Linked DNA regions of Homo sapiens: region 1 is linked to region 2. The links are chromatin contacts, found by Hi-C or POLR2A ChIA-PET in ENCODE. All regions are on one chromosome and are shown on one strand. Each heading gives the region's core, a stretch centred on a gene start or an enhancer-like site at or near the end of the contact. The rest is flanking DNA. Distances are from core to core; before and after follow the strand shown. Region 1 has its middle 130 kb from the start of TOP3B. Region 2 has its middle 41 kb from the start of IGLL5.

The links. Hi-C counts contacts between places; a loop is a spot of excess contacts on that map. ChIA-PET counts read pairs that join two places held with the same protein, here RNA polymerase II (POLR2A). Pooled maps may share reads with other maps.
Region 1: a pooled map shows a loop between it and region 2 (6-fold over the local background). The contact joins two enhancer-like sites. A Hi-C loop is called at or near these places in 2 of 50 pooled maps. POLR2A ChIA-PET finds 5 or more read pairs at or near these places in 2 of 52 experiments (GM12878 and activated B cell).

What each region holds. Positions count from the first base shown.
Region 1 is chr22:22,109,611-22,112,877 of GRCh38, reverse strand. It overlaps IGL. Among named protein-coding and RNA genes, the nearest start is that of TOP3B, 130 kb to the right of the region's middle. RefSeq lists a silencer at 1,146-1,215 and an enhancer at 1,536-1,615. Within about 2 kb of position 1,382, at least 9 of the 41 ENCODE cell types and tissues checked have a DNase peak (open chromatin) inside an H3K27ac peak, as active enhancers do; they include GM12878, where a contact is called at or near this core.
Region 2 is chr22:22,927,020-22,930,268 of GRCh38, reverse strand. No RefSeq gene overlaps it. Among named protein-coding and RNA genes, the nearest start is that of IGLL5, 41 kb to the right of the region's middle. RefSeq lists enhancers at 925-984, 1,235-1,364, 1,715-1,764. Within about 2 kb of position 1,453, at least 7 of the 41 ENCODE cell types and tissues checked have a DNase peak (open chromatin) inside an H3K27ac peak, as active enhancers do; they include GM12878, where a contact is called at or near this core.

The DNA of each region.
Region 1 (3,267 bases), core at 133-2,632, 820 kb after region 2:
GTTTGAATATCCCCTCCAAAACTCATGGTAGAATTTAATTATCATGGTAAAAGTAATTGGAGGCAGGACCTTTAAGAGGTGATTAGGTCATGAGGGTTCCACCATCATGAATGGATTAGTGCCCTTATCCTGGCAATGGGATAGATATCTCAAGAGTGGGCTCCTGATAAAAGGATAAAGTTCAACCCTATTTACTCATTTTCACACTCTTCTTTGCCCTTTTTCCCTGAGATAATGCAGCAGAAAGACCCTTGCCAAATTTCAGCATCTGCTTGTGGACTTCTAAGGCCACGGAAATCTCAACCAAATAAACTTTTAGTCTCAGTAAGTTACCCAACATATGATATTCTATTATATCAGAAGAAAATGGGGGAAATGGACTAGGACAGCACGTGTAGGTTATTCATCTCCTTCCTCTTCTGTAATCTTCCTGGAGGGAAACTTAGCTCTAAGAACTGACCTACTCCACTGTAGGCATCATAAGGGGAAAAGATATGAAAAATATATCAAATTAACATTTTAAGAAAAAAACACATTTTACATCTATATATCCTAGGAAAATTAGACACTGGCTGAAAAAGTAACAACAGGAATCAATCCCTGAGCCAGAGTTGGTCCCAGGCAGGACAGTGGTGATTGCACCAGGCAGAGAGAACACAGGGGAGGTCCTAGTCTCACTTCCCTGGGGTTCTGGAGCACTGTGGAAGTGCCATGGCTGCTGAGATATGTAGTAGCCTCATCCTCTGGCTGCAGCCCAGAGATGTGCAGAATTACTGCATTGGCTGAGGCATCTTTAGATTTAGAAAAGTGACCGGGGACCCTGGAGCCATGGTGCTTACTTGAGTCAGATTAGCAGACTGTTCTACACGTGCTGTCCTAGTCCATTTTCTCCATTTTCTTCTGATACAATAGAATACCATATATTGGGTAACTTACTGAGACTAAAAGTTTATTTGGTTGAGATTTCTGTGACCTTAGAAGTCCACAAGCAGATGCTGAAATCTGGCAAGGGTCTTTCTGCTGCATTATCTCAGGGAAAAAGGGCAAAGAAGAGTGTGAAAATGAGTAAATAGGGTTGAACTTTATCCTTTTATCAGGAGCCCACTCTTGAGATATCTATCCCACTGGAGATATATCATCTCTCAGGAGATACTAGAGAGCACTCCCTAGATGCTACTGGTAGCAGGATATGTGCTAGCCACCAGCAGTGAAGCCACAGCTCAGGGTAAATGTGAGCCTCAGAATTTCCCAGAGATGCAGAGAGGGAGGGTGGCTGAGTCAGAACAGGCCGAGGTGGGGGGAACCTGCAAACACAAATGCTCATGGGTGAGTAAGCAGGGATGAAATGTGAGAGTGGAACACGGGGCAAGAACTCAGACTGGGAGGCTTTCCCAGGAATCTGAGGCCTGTCCCTACCTGATAAGTGAGAGGGGAGCAGCAGGGAGGAGCAGGGGCCCCGGCCATGGTGGACACAGCCCTCCCGAGGTCCAGAGCTGGAGTGGCTGCCCTAGGCCTCTCTTATCCCCTCCACTGGCCTCACAGAGGAAGGGTTATGGATGCAAATGTGTCCCACCCACTGCCTGCCCCCACCCCACTCTATGCATTTATTCAAGACCTGGGGACTGGTGGATGAGAGAGTCTGGCAGGACCTGGGAGGAAGTGGGTGCTGGAACCACACCCAGAGAAGATGCAGCAGCTGAGTCGGCTTCAGTGAGTGCAGGCTCCACTGCCCAGCCCTGGGGAGTTTAGGGGTTGGCACAGCTATGAATAGCCACTGTGCAGACCGTGAGACAGACCCACAGTGCCCCTGCTGCTCACTGGCCAGACTGCAGTCTCAGTGGGAATCATGTGAGTGCAGTCATCTAAGGGCCTGGTCCAAACCATCCATGAGCCATGCCCCTGCTCTGTCCTGAGCTACTGGTATTAATAAACAGCCTTTTCATTGAGGGCTCCTGGATTACTAGAAGAAGGACATATGGGAAATATAACAATGGCCTAATGTGACGAGGCTACAGTGAGGGGAGAATGCAGACAGCTTCTGGAGCAAAGACCCGGGCAGCTCCTTCCACAGGGATCCACCTCTACTCACAGAATAGGAAGGAAAAACTTAACATCAGTTAGAAATACATAAACGAAGGCCTCAATTGTTTGTTCCTGTGATGATTCATTGGATGCGTTCATCCATGAATGCATACTCAAGCAACTACCCTTCAGGCTTGGGTTCCTGGTGTCACTGGATTGATTTTGTTAATCATGGTTTTCACGTATTTGTATGTATACTCTTTTTTCTCCATGTCATTCACTCAGTTAATAAGAGAGTTGTATTAATATCTGTGTATATGATTATGGATTGATTATTTCTCTTTTTAATTCTGCTAAAAGAGACAGTTTTGCTTCAAATACTTTAAAGCTATTTTATTAGGTGCATACAATTTACAGTTGTTATGTGTTGTCATTGAACACCTTATTTCACCAGTATAAAATGCCTCCCTTTTCTTGGAAAAAAATGTTTTTCATAAAAGCTTTCATACTAATACTAACTTTAGAGTAGGCAGATAGCTAGACAGAAGCAGGAGGGGCAGCCCCTGAGAAAAGGGAGTTCTGGAAAATCTCACACCCCAGAGACCACCCAAAGCACACATGCTAGATACGAACAGAGATTAGGGTAAATACCTATGCCAGAACAAAGCCCCTTAAGACACCCAGTATTCACTCACTCTGAAGTTAACCTGTCAGAATGTAGCTAGCTGCATGCTGATAATAGGGGTGAGAGCAAAGGAGAAATTTCTAAGAGAGATGCAGGTACAGTAAGTATAGATTTGACCACCATACAACCTTCCTGGGGTGGCAGTAATGAGCAATGCAGCCATTAGGTAGAATTCCTATCAAACACTGGGCCCATGTGTGTGTTAAGGGAGGGTCCCACAGCCTGGGCTGGAAACTATGTGGGGAAAAGGCAGGGACTTAAGGCTGAAGCAGAAAAACTAGAGAAAGAAAAAAAGGTGGAGACTTAAAACAGAGGTGGGAACTCCAAGAAAAAGTGCAATATCATAAAAACTCAGTGCACATTTCTCGGGCCGCTGGCTCATTCTCTATCAGCAGCCCGCTCTGCCTTATCTTCCAGAGTACACTGTCTCTCTAAATAAACTATTTGCTCTCTGTTTTTCTTCAGTAAATTCTCTTTTTTGCCTAAATTGTCTCTTGGCCAAAACTTTCTCCCAAGACAAAGGACAGAGGATTGCCATACTTGCTTTCTGTAAGTGGTTT
Region 2 (3,249 bases), core at 204-2,703:
ACACATAGGCACCTGGGAAACTGCAGCTGATTGGTGGCCAGTGGTCTGGGGACCTGGATGGGGCTAAGGGTCACCAGGGGCTGGACACTGCTCTAGCATCCACCTCAGCTTCCAGAGTCAGTGGCACAAACTGGGAATGTCCTGGAAAATGCAGGATGCAGGTCATCCCCCTCCCCTCAGACCTTGCCCAGCCCACGTGTTTCCTGGGGAGACCACCCTTGTGAAATTACTGGCCAAACAGGGTCAGGTTTGATGTGGTCCCAAGTGACCAAGTGACAAAGACTGACCCTGATCCTGACCCTACTGCCCCTGCTGATGTCACTGTGTTGACATTTCCGTGGCCCATCTGCAATCCTCAAGATGACCATGTAGGAGAGCAGTTTCCCCAGATCACCCCAGAAAGAGGGAGTCCTCACGCTTGGGTTGTTACAAGAGGTACGGGTGCCTTTTGAGGTGTTTGCATAACTAAGCATTTTGGGAAAAGACCTAGTCTTCCCGGCCTCCGTTGATGCCAGCTAGGGATGCTTCTGAATCCCCGAGGGAACTGGAGCATCTCACGTGTGGCGCAGGGGATCCTGGGCAGATTTGGGGTCATTTTTCCTTCACGTCTCATTCAGCACAGGGAAGAGGACCAGTGTCAAGTCATGACACACGACTCTTTCAGGGCCGTAGAAGCTGGTCCTTAGGTCAGGGATGGAGCCCAGGGTGTGGGGTCAACATCAAGGACTCGTGTCCTGCAGGCGGGGTGGGTGGGGAATCCAGAACCTGGCCCTGGTGTGACAGAGACTCTGGAGAAGAGGATGACATGTCGGGAGGGAGGAGCAACATCCTCAGCATTGTGCTGTGTCATTAGCAGTGGGCATTGCGAGTGGATGGTGATTATTTCCTCTATGTCCCCAAAATTCGCATGTTCTAGTTGGCTGGAAACTTGATTTTGGACCTTTGTGTTGAGGAATGGGGGCTTGCCTGGGATCTGGTGGCCTCGTTATGGGGCATCTGAGCTGGTTTGCTTGTTCCCAGGTGAGTGTCGATGTCCCCCTTCTTGCCCCTGGATTCAGTGAATATGGGGGTTGAAGGGTAATGGTGCCTTTGTCCAGGCCTGGCTGGGGACACTCTCTTGGTGGCTTTGCAGGCCCCACAGGAGGCTGGGCCTGATGGGAGAGTCACCCACTCAGTTCATAGTAGCTCCCAGTCCTTTCCTCCCGCAGGGCCCTGAGCAGCCACCCCCCTCTCCTCCAGCAGGGCCCCTGCACCCCCTCCCAGGCTATTCTGGGCTCTGGCTTTGCTGTAGAGGAAGCCACAGGGCCCCTCCCTGATCTGACTCAGAACACCTCCCTCAGCCCAGGCTGCAGCTAAGCAGGGCCAGGGCCAGGACGAGTTCCTCTCACCCCATCCCCCACTGTGACACTCTTCCCTATACCTTGAGGGGTTCCCCCAGCACAGACCAACCCTCCTTCGGTGTCATGAGGCCATCACTCGTGAGGGGCTGGCCCCGGTCTGAGCTAGACACAGTGGCATGTGAAGACAGGCGTGGGCTAAGGCCCAACTCGGCTACTCCTGAACTGGGTGGAGCCTGGGCAGCGCTGGTGCATCCATCATGGTTCACGTCCCCTCTGTGAGGTGGGCAATGGCAGCTTTAGGCCTCAGGGTCACTGTGAGGGTCAGTGAGGGACTGTGATGTTCCCACTGTGGCCCAAGGATCACAGCTGGGGCTCTCTCAGATGGTTCTTTCAGTTAAATCTTTTCCTGAGTGTGGGGAGATGCTCCTGCTGCCCCAGACACTCCCTGGGCAGAGTGCCAACCTTGGAGACTTGACAGGGTGGGGGCAGTGGTGTCTCCATGTCGTTCTCCAAGCTTGTGAGCTCCTCTAGGGCAGGTGGTCCTGGGCTGCATACACCAGCCCCTGGCCCACAGCTGAGAGTTTGTTGAATGAATGAATGAGTGAGTCTGAACAAATGAATGGATGAATGAATGAATGAAAAGCCCTTAGGGCCGAGGAGTCATGAAAAGAGGCGGGCATGGGTCAGCCGGTAACCTACTGTGTGACCCTAGGTGGGTCATCACCCCTCCCATCGGAGCCTCAGTCCTCTCATCTGTGAAATGGGCACATGAACACCTGTCCTGGCTCTGCTTTGTAGACTCAGAGGGCACCCCCATGGCTGCCCTCCTGCCTGCCTCTTTCACCCACTGAGTCAACAGAGAATGAGGAGCCCAGGTCTGCCCATCCCACAGAGCCACAAGGGGGTTCATGCACTCAGCACCATCTCTTGGCCTTGCCCAGGCACGGCCTCAGGATGGAAGGGTGGCCTAGGTCAGGGGCCTGGGCAACCACTGTGCTGCCCTGAACACCTGCAGGACCTGGGCAGGCTCAGCCTCCTCTGCACGCCTTAGGGAAGGGGCTGGCTCTGGGTTGACCTTGGATCAGAGTCCCAGTGCCCACCATCTGTGCAGCCCTGGGCAGCTGTGGGACTCGGGCAGGCTGCTGGTCTCCGAATCTCCGTCTCCTCATCTGTAAGGTGTGCGGGACATGGACACGTGCCTCCTGGGGTGGTTTGGGATCCCATGACATAGAGAGGACAGACGCCAGTGCAGGGTTTCCCTGGAAGTGGCCCTGGGCCAGGTGGCAGGTGAGGTAGCATCTTCAGCAGAGCCGGGAGCAGTTCCACTGTCGAGCAGTGGCCATCGAGGGGCTCAGTGATACCCAGCCCAGCACCTGGCTGAACATCGGAGGACGTGAGGGGTGCAGCCCCTGCTTCCAGGCTCCCGTGGTGTCCCAGATCGGTGCTGGGCAGGGCGGCACCAGGAGAGCGTGGTCAGCAGCCCTGGGCAGCCATCAAGCCTGAGGCACCACTGGGCTGAGGGCTGGGGCCGGGGAAGGAGCAAGGAACCCTTTTACATTCCGGTAGTTCATGAATCACACAGTGAAAGAAAGAGTCACCAAGGGTGCTAGCTGCCGGTGGCCCTGATGGGGCAGCAGCAGAACAAAGTGGGAGGGGACCATAGAAGAGAGGACCTTGGCGGGGGGTGGGGGTGGGGGTGGGTGGGTGAGGGGCTTCAAGATGACGAGAATGATGTGAGTTGCCAAGCCCATCCTGAGGTCAACAGAAGGAGGACAGTGAGGGGACCATTGGATTGAGCCACGTGCAGGCCACTGGGGCTGTGATGGGGTGGTGGTGAGACTGCTGGGCTTGAGGCAGGAAGGGAGGGGACCGTGGAGGCCAGGAGCCCTTGATTACCACTTGTAAAAGG